2 separate regions of the Mus musculus genome follow, and region 1 is linked to region 2. A link is a loop called in an ENCODE intact Hi-C map of the cell type or tissue named here. Cell type or tissue: left cerebral cortex. All regions are shown on one strand. Links, peaks and the distances in the headings refer to the core of each region. The heading gives the core; the rest is flanking DNA.

Region 1 (4,000 bases), core at 1-4,000, 350 kb after region 2:
AAAACAACCCCCTAAAACCAAACTAACAAAGTGGTGACTTCCAGAATAGGAACGGAAGGGAAGGGGAAGGGCTTAAAGGAGTGAATGTTTGGAATACTTGGTTCTTCTTGTCCAGTTGGGTAAAAAGTAAGTTCCTGGGATAAGAAGTAGGAAGTTACAAACGACAATACTCAGGGTTTTCAGGACTGAAATGAGTGTAGGGAAGGATGGTGGGTTACCATGGGAACTTTTTATGGCAGGCCTGATGGTCTGGCCTGTGGTTCTACTCCTGGTTTAGCTGCAGGCTTTCAACAGGAACACTTGGGAGAAGGAGCAGCCATAACAAAGCACCCAGGAGTGAGCCACAGGGCTGACTTTCCCCAATCCTCAGTAGCTTCACCCATGGTCAGAAGGAGTTGTTCAAAGTGACTTCAAATGTCCTTGGGTATACTTACAAACAAAAACAAAGACAAAACAAAACAAAACCCAAAACCAATAAACAATAAACAAACAAAAAAAAATCCAGAGTCTATGATATTTTGACAGCAAAAAAATTGGCTTCTTATTTGGGACCTTGTCTTTTCTAGGAAGCCTGAGTGCACAGTGCTTCCATACTGCCTTTAACTGCCAGGCCCTGCTCAGCAACCATGTATACATACCTAAAGACAGTGCAAGTGTGCGGCCCCTTTGCCGACAACAGGTTTCTCCCCAGACCAGGCCTTTTTCTTTGTCTGTTCTACCTACTACAACCCACGAGGACCAACTTCTAGCAAACACAATTCCCAATCAACAAAGCTTTTAAACTCCAGAGTCTGAGTGGTTGACTGGGACCAGATGGGGATCACCATCCATTTGATTCCAATTCTCCTGTACCAGACCAGGCCAGGGAGCCACTGACCTGTGGCAGACATTTTCCATGGGCTCACCCATTTGATCTAGGGAAATGCGCGGAGAATCTGGGTTACCCCAGTAGAAAGATGAAGTAGGGGAAACATTCAGATCCCCCCCCCCCCCAGCTTTCCACATAGTCAACACTGCCTAGCTGGGTCTCAAGAATCTTCACTGTGTCTGATGTAGAAAGACAGCCGCAGTTGAAGATGAACGGGACACTGCCCGGAACAGGAGTTTTAAAAAACGAAGATTCAAGGTGACCTTCGAGTTCCATGGAGCCACAGGGCCAACATATCAAACAGAGAGATTGGGAAGGCTCAAACATCTATTCTCCAACACAATTTCCTTGGGGGGCTTGCAGTTCGCTAACTGAACCTGTGAACCAGCTGTATTTAGTGTGCTCTCTGCTTCCTTGGGTCTCTAGAACTGACAATCGTCTGTAGGTCAAGTTCCAACGGAAGTGACATTTCTGACCTAGCTCTATAAATAGAGTACTGGAAAAACACCATCAGCTGTACAGACTGGCCCAGGAACCACACGCTAACTATTAAGCAACCATACTGGACTGCCATTTTAGATGAGAAAGAAATAGCTTATGTTATTTATAACCTTCTGAGTTACAAGATTCTCAAAATACTTGGAAGCTATTAGTCTTTCAGATTTACAAGGAAAGGATCTGAGGCATAAAGCCATGTAACAACTGTCTCACCCAATACCATCTGCTCACAGCCCAGTGACCTGCTAGCGGACCAGGCCACTTTGCTTAGGTCATGGAGAAATTGTCGTCTCTGGGCTCTCTCAGCTAGAAGAGAAGGGGGATGGATTGCTGTCCAGTGTTTGCTCATATCACATGCTCAGCCCGACTCAAGCCCCAGTAACACTCATTCCTGGGGAGACTGAGCAAAGGGAAGCAGAAGCCATCTGCTATGGTAGAGTAATCAGCACCTTTGGAATGCAAGATTTAGAGGTGGATTAACCTCCCCTAGCAGCAGGTGGAGCAGAGGCGGGGTGAGCTCACCACTAGGATAAAGCCTGGTATGCACCAGCACAAATCATTCAAACAGCCCCGCTGATTTTTGTATGGGGAGAGAATACTTAGACTTTCCCAGAGTCTTGGAATGGTCGTGTAAGTTATTATCCAGTCGGGATACTTGTGAGATAGAGATGGGCTCATTTGAGTCATAAGGGGACAGCAGCGATGACTTGGGACTGTCCTGGGTGAATGCAGGTGTCATCTAAGAGGGTTACCATGGAGAAACTGTCTGGAATCAGGGTGAGGAGGCTCCCTCTTAGAAAAGGTCAATCTGAACACTGTCCCATTTGGCAACCAAACTATCCCAACTATGTAGGGCTTCTTCTGGGCTGTGCTTGCAGTGACATGCGTCAATATCTTTAAATATAGCTAAGGAAAAAAAAATAGCAGGAATAGTCCCAGTGTCTGAGTAGAAAGAAGCAATCTCCTCTCATGGGTTCAGCTGGCAACACCACCCAGGAGATCACTGGAGCCCCTGAGCCAGGAGTACTGCTTTCTCCCTGGTACTTTCTATTGGAGGGGGACAGTCCTGAAGGATGACCTGAAACTAAGTCTCTCAACCTGTGAGAAGAAGTTGTGTGTGCAGGTGTGCATATCCATGCAGTGTGTGGGTGAGCCAGAGGGTGACATTAGGTGTCCTGCTTTTCCACAGAGGCTGGAATTTTACATTGAATCTGGAGTTAAGCTGTGAGCCCTAGGGACCCACTGTAGTGCCATGTTACAGGCAGGTGTGGCCATGCCTGGGTTTTTATGTGGATGGTGGAGATCTGAATTCAGGCCCTCATGCCTGCACAGCAAGTGTTCTTATCTGCTGAACCATCTTTCCAGCCCTGAGGAGAATCTCTAATTAATAATGAATTCCCTTATTAGAGTGAATTCATGCACACGAATGGGAATGGAAATACACACACACACACACACACACACATACTAGCAAAAAAAAAAAAAAAAAAAAAAAGCAAAAACTGAACTATTTAAAGAAACCTGAAGCACATTAAAAAAAAAAATCCATGCTCATTTAAAATAAGCCAGGATGTTTACATGAGATGTCCCTTGTCCCCAGATGTATTTCTATCCTCTTGCTATGGATTTTTCACATTGCACTTAACAGCTGTCCTGGTCTGAATTTTGTTTTCCTGCTCTCATCATGGTATCTGAGGCGGCCGGAGGATGCCAGAGTTGCAGTCTCAGTAAATCTGTATTATGCATGGTCATCATCTTAGGTTTTGGCCATCTGATGTTTGTTTCGGGAAACACGGGCTAATGGAGAAGGAACACAGCTGTCTAGTCTGACATCAGGTTGGTTGGAACCCTGACTGCTGGGGTGAGAGAAATTCCTCAGACATGGACATCCAGACAACTGCCTTTGAAGAGAGCTGGAAAAGGTTAAAAAAAAAAAAGGCATATCCTTTATCAGTTACTCTTCCTAGGAAGACTTAAGACGCAGGAAATATATAGAAGCTGTACATGTTTCAGGCCTTAGTTTGGATAATGAGAGAGCCATGTGATAACCCACTCAGCTGAAAAGCAAGGGGACTCTCTGACAGCTATGCTTTGACTTTGGGAACTCAGCTCACAAAGAAATGGAAATCCCAGGTCTGGTAGCCAGTCCCTTCACGTTTAGTTGAAACCTACTACGTTTAGTTTAGACCTACGTGAGCAGTTCCTACTTCATACCTGCATCAGCTCACTGGCTCTGCAAGAGGCAAGGCCAAGAGGCAAAAGAGAGAGAGAGAGAGAGAGAGAGAGAGGATTTATCAGGAAGTATGTTCTTGAAGAAAAATGTTTCTGTGAAACCAGTGACCAAAAGATCTTCAGCGACACTTCAGCTAAACACAGTGTCTAATCCTGGACTGAACTCTAGAAGGCCTGCCACAGCAACATTACTGGGACACCTGGCAAAGCTTAAATATTGCCCTTATATTACATTACAGTGTTGTATCAATATTAATTTCCTGGGTGAAAGAATAAATGTAGTATGGCTGGCTGTATAAGAGAAATTGTTGTTCTTGGGAGACAAATGAAAGTCTCAGGGGATGGAAGACTATGACATCTACAACGTGCTGTTAAATGGTGCCACAAAGACAGTAACAACGT
Region 2 (6,086 bases), core at 937-4,936:
CCCCCTCCCCCCGCAGGACTTTTTAAATGAACCTCATTGTTGGAAGCGGCTCTCCTCTGGGTTCCTGTAATCCGCTCGGTGGGGTGGTTGCGGTTACAGGGTTACCGATTCCCGATCCCCTGCTGCGGATCCTAAGGGACTAACTTTAGAATTTGCACAATGACACACACCCACATGTGTCAGGGGCCTGGAGATAACTTTCAAGTCTCCCACCCCCACTCTTTTCTAAATCTTAGGTAGTTTGGGCAGGTGACTAGGGCTTGTGGCAGCCTCTGTCCTTGCTCACTCACACACCCCCGCCCCCAATTGACTGAGTCGGGGAGTGTGAGCGTGCTGGTGCTTTCCTTCTCGTCTGCAGCTTTGGTTCAAGATTAAACACTGGTGCTCTTATCCAGAGCTCTCTCGCAGCCAGGAAACCAAGTGCAAAGGCATCTTCCTAGTGAAGGGGGTGGAGAATGCTGGGAGAAAATCCCTCCCAGGGTGTGGGATACCTACCCTTCCCGAACCTTGTGTTTTCAGACACTATATCCCTCTACCCACATCCCAGACTAGGCCCTTCCACAAGCAAGGAAAAAGCACAGTTTGAAAACCTGTTGCCAAAGGAAGGGCACACTTGTGGAAGAGGAAATGGTGGAGAGTGTGGGGCCAGATTTTGTGGGGGTGGGGGTGGCGGGGGGGGGGGGGCGGGTAAGCAGGGACTGATTGAGAGAGGATTTGGCTCATCCTTCCAAACTTCTAAACTAGGTTTACCTGATTCTTTTAGGGGGAGGGAAATGAAAAGGGACTGTCTTGTGTGAAAGGCTCTCTGAGTTGAGGAATGTATAAACGGGGCCCGGATTTTAGAGGGGGGAAAATTAGCTTTAGGGACAGGAGGAAGCTACATATCGGGTCAGCACGGGGCGGGATGAATACATAACTTTTTCTTCCACACACGGCAGGATTTTGCGGTTTCTTATGAGCAGTGCCAAAATAAATCCAGGTGGCTCCTTTTAGAGAGACTGGCCTATCAGATGGAGAGGTGCTGTCCTTTGTGGACACCATGCCCTGGCCTCGTGGATGTCCTCAGTCACTCATCCGTCCCTTTCTTTCCCTCCCCTCCCAGGGTAACAAGATGCTCAACTACAGCACTCCCAGCGCTGGGGGCTGCCTGCTGGACAGGAAGGCAGTGGGCACCCCTGCTGGCGGGGGCTTCCCTCGCAGGCACTCGGTCACTCTGCCCAGCTCCAAGTTCCATCAGAACCAGCTTCTCAGCAGCCTTAAGGGTGAGCCGGCCCCGTCCCTGAGCTCACGCGACAGCCGCTTTCGAGACCGCTCTTTCTCCGAAGGGGGCGAGCGGCTGCTGCCCACCCAGAAGCAGCCTGGGAGCGGCCAGGTCAACTCCAGCCGCTACAAGACGGAGCTGTGCCGTCCCTTCGAAGAAAACGGTGCCTGTAAGTACGGGGACAAGTGCCAGTTCGCGCATGGCATCCACGAGCTCCGCAGCCTGACCCGCCACCCCAAGTACAAGACGGAGCTGTGCCGCACCTTCCACACCATCGGCTTTTGCCCGTACGGGCCCCGCTGCCACTTCATTCATAACGCCGAGGAGCGACGCGCCCTGGCGGGGGGCCGAGACCTCTCCGCTGACCGTCCCCGCCTCCAGCATAGCTTTAGCTTTGCTGGGTTTCCCAGTGCCGCTGCCACCGCCGCTGCCACGGGGCTGCTGGACAGCCCCACATCCATCACCCCACCCCCTATCCTGAGCGCCGATGACCTCTTGGGCTCACCTACTCTGCCCGATGGCACCAATAACCCCTTCGCCTTTTCCAGCCAGGAGCTGGCGAGCCTCTTTGCTCCTAGCATGGGGCTGCCTGGGGGAGGCTCCCCCACCACTTTCCTCTTCCGGCCCATGTCCGAATCCCCTCACATGTTTGACTCTCCCCCCAGCCCTCAGGATTCTCTCTCGGACCACGAGGGCTATCTGAGCAGCTCCAGCTCCAGCCACAGTGGCTCAGACTCCCCTACCTTGGACAACTCAAGACGCCTGCCCATTTTCAGCAGACTCTCCATCTCAGATGACTAAGCCAGGGTAGGGAGGGACCCCCCCCCATGCCTCCTTCACCTCTCCACCCCATCTCTTCCCTTCACCTCCCCACCCCCTAACTTTCCCTCAAACCCCACATTGATACATTTAAGCTCAGCCCCTTTCCCAGAACAACCTTGGTATGTTACCCTCCCCCCACATAAGGACAAGTCAATTTGTTGGTAGCTTCTGGCTTGAAACCCTCTCCCTCCATTTCATAGCCCACTTAACCACGCATAACAGAGTTCCATCTTTTGTCAGTAGATGCCTTTTTTTACCCCCCCCCACCCCCCCCGGCTTAAGCCTTAAGTGCCAAATCACAAAAGAAAAAAAGCAGTAACCGTTTACAGAAGCAACTTAGTGCCTTGTAATCTAACTTTGTCACTGTGACTACATTACCTCTTCAACGCCAGGGGGCACCCGTGGGCCTCCCAGAGCCTCTGCCCGTGGGGTTGGGGGTGGGGGTGGGGTGACCCGCAACCAGCAGCTCCCCCAGCTGGCCACACAAGTGCACCTTTCTTTCGGTCTCCCGCACACTCTTCCTCTTCCTTATAGTTACTCACCTCCCTCAGAGAGTTGTTGCTGGACTTGGGGTTTTTTTGGGGGGAGGGGTCTATTTTGACTTTCAAAACCTTTTACTTCCCAGCCCGAACCCCTGTTGACTAATCTTGCCTGGGTTTGTGTAGGTCTCCAGGGACAAAGGTTGAACAAGTTGGACGAAGGTTTTGACATAAGTGGGACTTCGTGATTTAATTTCTTTCTTTCTTTTCTTTTTTTTTTAAGTGGGGAGGAAGGGGAAACTAGATGGACTATGAGAGACTTGATTTTGGTGCTAAAGTTCCCCAATTCATATGTGACATCTTAAAAATGACAACAAATGAGAGAAAAGCTAAAAACAACAAAAAAAAACATGTAAGGGGTGAGCAGTTAATGGTCTGCATTCCACATACAATATCTGTGTAAAACGATTTCCTGTAGAAGTAGCTTTAATGGATTTTGCTCTAGAATACCTTAGGTCTACCTTAGAGCCCCCACACAATGCTTTTTTCCCTGGGTTTAAACTTCATCTAACTTTCAGAAATTGGAGAGCAAAAATGTTGCTTATCACTGCACATCAATATAAAAAAGCTTATTTAACTTATCAAAACGTATTTATTGCCAAACTATGCTTTTTTTGTTAATTTTGTTCATATTTATCGGGATGACAAATCCATAGAATATATTCTTTTATGTTAAATTATGATCTTCATATTAATCTTAAAATTTTGTGACGTGTCTTTCCTTTTTTCCACAGTTTTAATATATTATTCTTCAACAACATTTTTGTAACTTTACACTTTTTTTGGTTATTTTATTTTAAAAAAATGAAAAATTAATTTAAAAAAATGCAAAAAACTGTTGGATTATTTATTTTAGAAATTCTCCCCTTTGTGTTGGACTGCAAATTGAGTTTCTTTCTCCTTAGGCCTTTCACAGGTAGGACTGAGAATGTATGTATAAGTTCTGTGACAGTACAGAAGGAAAACCACCATTTTATGTATAGCTTCTAAAAGGGAAAACAAAAAAAGAGAAAAACCCTTTGAATTCCATGTGCCCATCTCAAGACATTCCGCTCGCAGATTTGTGGTTCTGGATTCCAGGTTGGAGTTTTCCAATGTTGACATAAACAACTGGCGCACACACATAAAGATGAATGTAATTATTATTCCTCTTGCTGGTCACTACCGTCGCTTTCTATTTCTCTTTCTTTGTGTGAATTTATTTAAAAGAAAAAAAAAACTTTTTGTAACGACTATTTGCAGTTTAAAAATCAATAAACCCCGTTTTTCAAGAAATGATTTGTCTATAGGTTTTTCCTTGGTCTGACACTCCTTGGGGCAACGAGGTGGCTGGTCTTTCATCTTTAAAGCTAAACCCATAACTCTGGATGTTGATGCCTTAAGGTCACTCAGCTTGGGTGGGGCGGAGGTATTTTTTATTTTTATTTATTTTATTTATTTTTTTTTTTTTTTTTAGCAAAGGAGCCTGCAGAGAGCAGGTCCAGGGTATCCTTGCTGACCTGTGTGACCTTGGCTACTGTAGGGAGCTGTGACAGGATCATCCAGTCTTCCCACTATGAACTTCCTTTGGGGGATGGTCAGGGTGCTACTGATAAAGTACATAGCCCATGCTGCACTTGCTGGCTTACATTGACTGTGTCAAGGGCTCATAGGTATTGGTCTCATAGGCATTAACCTAGTCAAGGTCCTAGCCTCAGTACACCCCTGAACCGGTATGAGGAAGCACTGCCTGCCTGCAGAGGAGCCACCAGGATGGGAAAGGGCAGTCTGCACCTGGATTTGACTGCAGGGCTGGAAAGGGAAGATGGAGGTTAACATAGACTGTATAGGAAGTCAGTAGTTCCCATCAAGGGAGGTGGTAGGCCAGTTGTGGCGCAAGAGTTGCTGGAGGAGGCTGAGGCAGGAGGATCCTGAGACAGACAGCCAGGATCAGGGAGCCCCTGGAAAGTGATTTTTTTCCCCCTCTCTCTTTGGAATTTTGGATTTTTCAGTTTCTCTGCAGCCCTGGCTGTCCTGGAACTTTCTCTGTAGACCAGGCTGGCCTCAAACTTAAGAGATCCACTTGCCTCTGCCTACTGAGTGCTGGGGTTAAAGGCATGTGTCACCAGGACCCTGCTGGAAAGTGATTCTTTTAAAGGAGTAGGGTCTGGGAGAATTGAGTCCTGGGGAGGGCAGAGATATTTGAGCCCTTGGCTTCTTACAGTTAGCGAGTTTTAAGGGTTGAGCCATCTTCACCTTTATACCACTGTCCTCCATAGATCTGCTGCAGACAGTGTTCAATACCGCATGAATTACCAGTATTCTCTGGACATTTCAAGAGTTACTTGGTTTACCAAGCTTACTGCTTGTCAGGCATGTGAGGTAGAAATATGGGGACTCATTTCTTCTCCAGGACGGGCTGATTGATACAGGAAGAAAAGAGGCAGCCCTGGAGCTTGAGATGAACCCAGGCTTTTCATTTCTTAAGAGGGAAAATTAACTGTGTGGTGTGAATGTGTGTGTGTGTGTGTGTGTGTGTGTGTGTAATAGAGTGTGAGTGTGTGGTGTGAGTCTGGTGTGCGTGTGTGTGTGGTCTGAGAGTGAGTGTGTGTGTGGTGTGAGTCTGGTGTGTGAGTGTGTGTGTGTAATAGAGTGTGAGTGTGTGGTGTGAGTCTGGTGTGTGTGTATGTGGTCTGAGAGTGTGAGTGTGTGGTGTGAGTGGTGTGTTGAGTGTGTGTGTGTGTAATAGAGTGTGAGTGTGTGGTGTGAGTCTGGTGTGTGTGTATGTGGTCTGAGAGTGTGAGTGTGTGTGTGGTGTGAGTCTGGTGTGTGAATGTGTGTGTGTGTGTGTAATAGAGTGTGAGTGTGTGGTGTGAGTCTGGTGTGTGTGTGTATGTGGTCTGAGAGTGTGAGTGTGTGTGTGGTGTGAGTCTGGTGCGTGAGTGTGTGTGTGTGTGTGTAATAGAGTGTGAGTGTGTGGTGTGAGTCTGGTGTGTGTGTGTGTGTGTGTGTGTGTGTGTGTGTGTGTGTGTAAGCATGTGTTTGGGTGGTAGTGATGATCTTCCATTTTGATTAAAAGCAAAGACAATTAGTCCATCGCCTTGAACTCATTCACTTTAGCCAGAGAGCCTGTGGTGGACATTTAATTCTGCCTTTCATGACATCATAAGTAGGGTTCAGACGGGTCTTGCAGCCACCCTGACGATCTTCTTTTGAGGTCAGTGTTTGGAGTTAGATAACAAGGGAATGTATTGAATCCAGAAGGCCCTGGAAGGGTGAAAAGGCCAAGGGAGGCTCCATGTTACCTGGGGAAGCTGACTGTTTGTAGACCCTCACTCCAAATCCCATCTAAGTGTTTCCCCGAGGAGCTCAAAGCTTCAGTTTGTCCAGACCGGTGGCTTGGATTCCTACCATCTAGAACTGAATTGGAAGAGATGAGCCTGAAACTACTTAGGAAAGGAAGCAACAGCCTTTCAGCCCCATTA

What was found. Peaks named below come from ENCODE experiments on the same cell type or tissue, not always from the same donor. Only the 100,000 strongest peaks of a DNase experiment are listed, where the experiment ranks them.
Region 1: it touches region 2 in a loop (2.4-fold over the local background); 8 of 42 quality-filtered maps call a loop at or near these places.

What each region holds. Positions count from the first base shown.
Region 1 is chr12:79,757,109-79,761,108 of GRCm38, reverse strand. The region is part of intron 8 of Rad51b (RAD51 paralog B); the gene reads right to left. Among named protein-coding and RNA genes, the nearest start is that of Gm36048, 40 kb to the left of the region's middle. In left cerebral cortex, for the core only: a CTCF peak has its summit at 1,868; no DNase peak of the experiment used is centred there.
Region 2 is chr12:80,105,565-80,111,650 of GRCm38, reverse strand. Zfp36l1 (zinc finger protein 36, C3H type-like 1) reads left to right here. Exons shown (of 2, transcript NM_007564.5): 2 at 1,103-3,891. The coding sequence ends at 2,062. Among named protein-coding and RNA genes, the nearest start is that of Zfp36l1, 4.4 kb to the left of the region's middle. In left cerebral cortex, for the core only: CTCF peaks have their summits at 1,173 and 2,583 (motif pointing left); DNase peaks (open chromatin) are centred at 1,535 and 2,512; H3K4me3 peaks cover 1,564 bases; H3K27ac peaks cover 931 bases.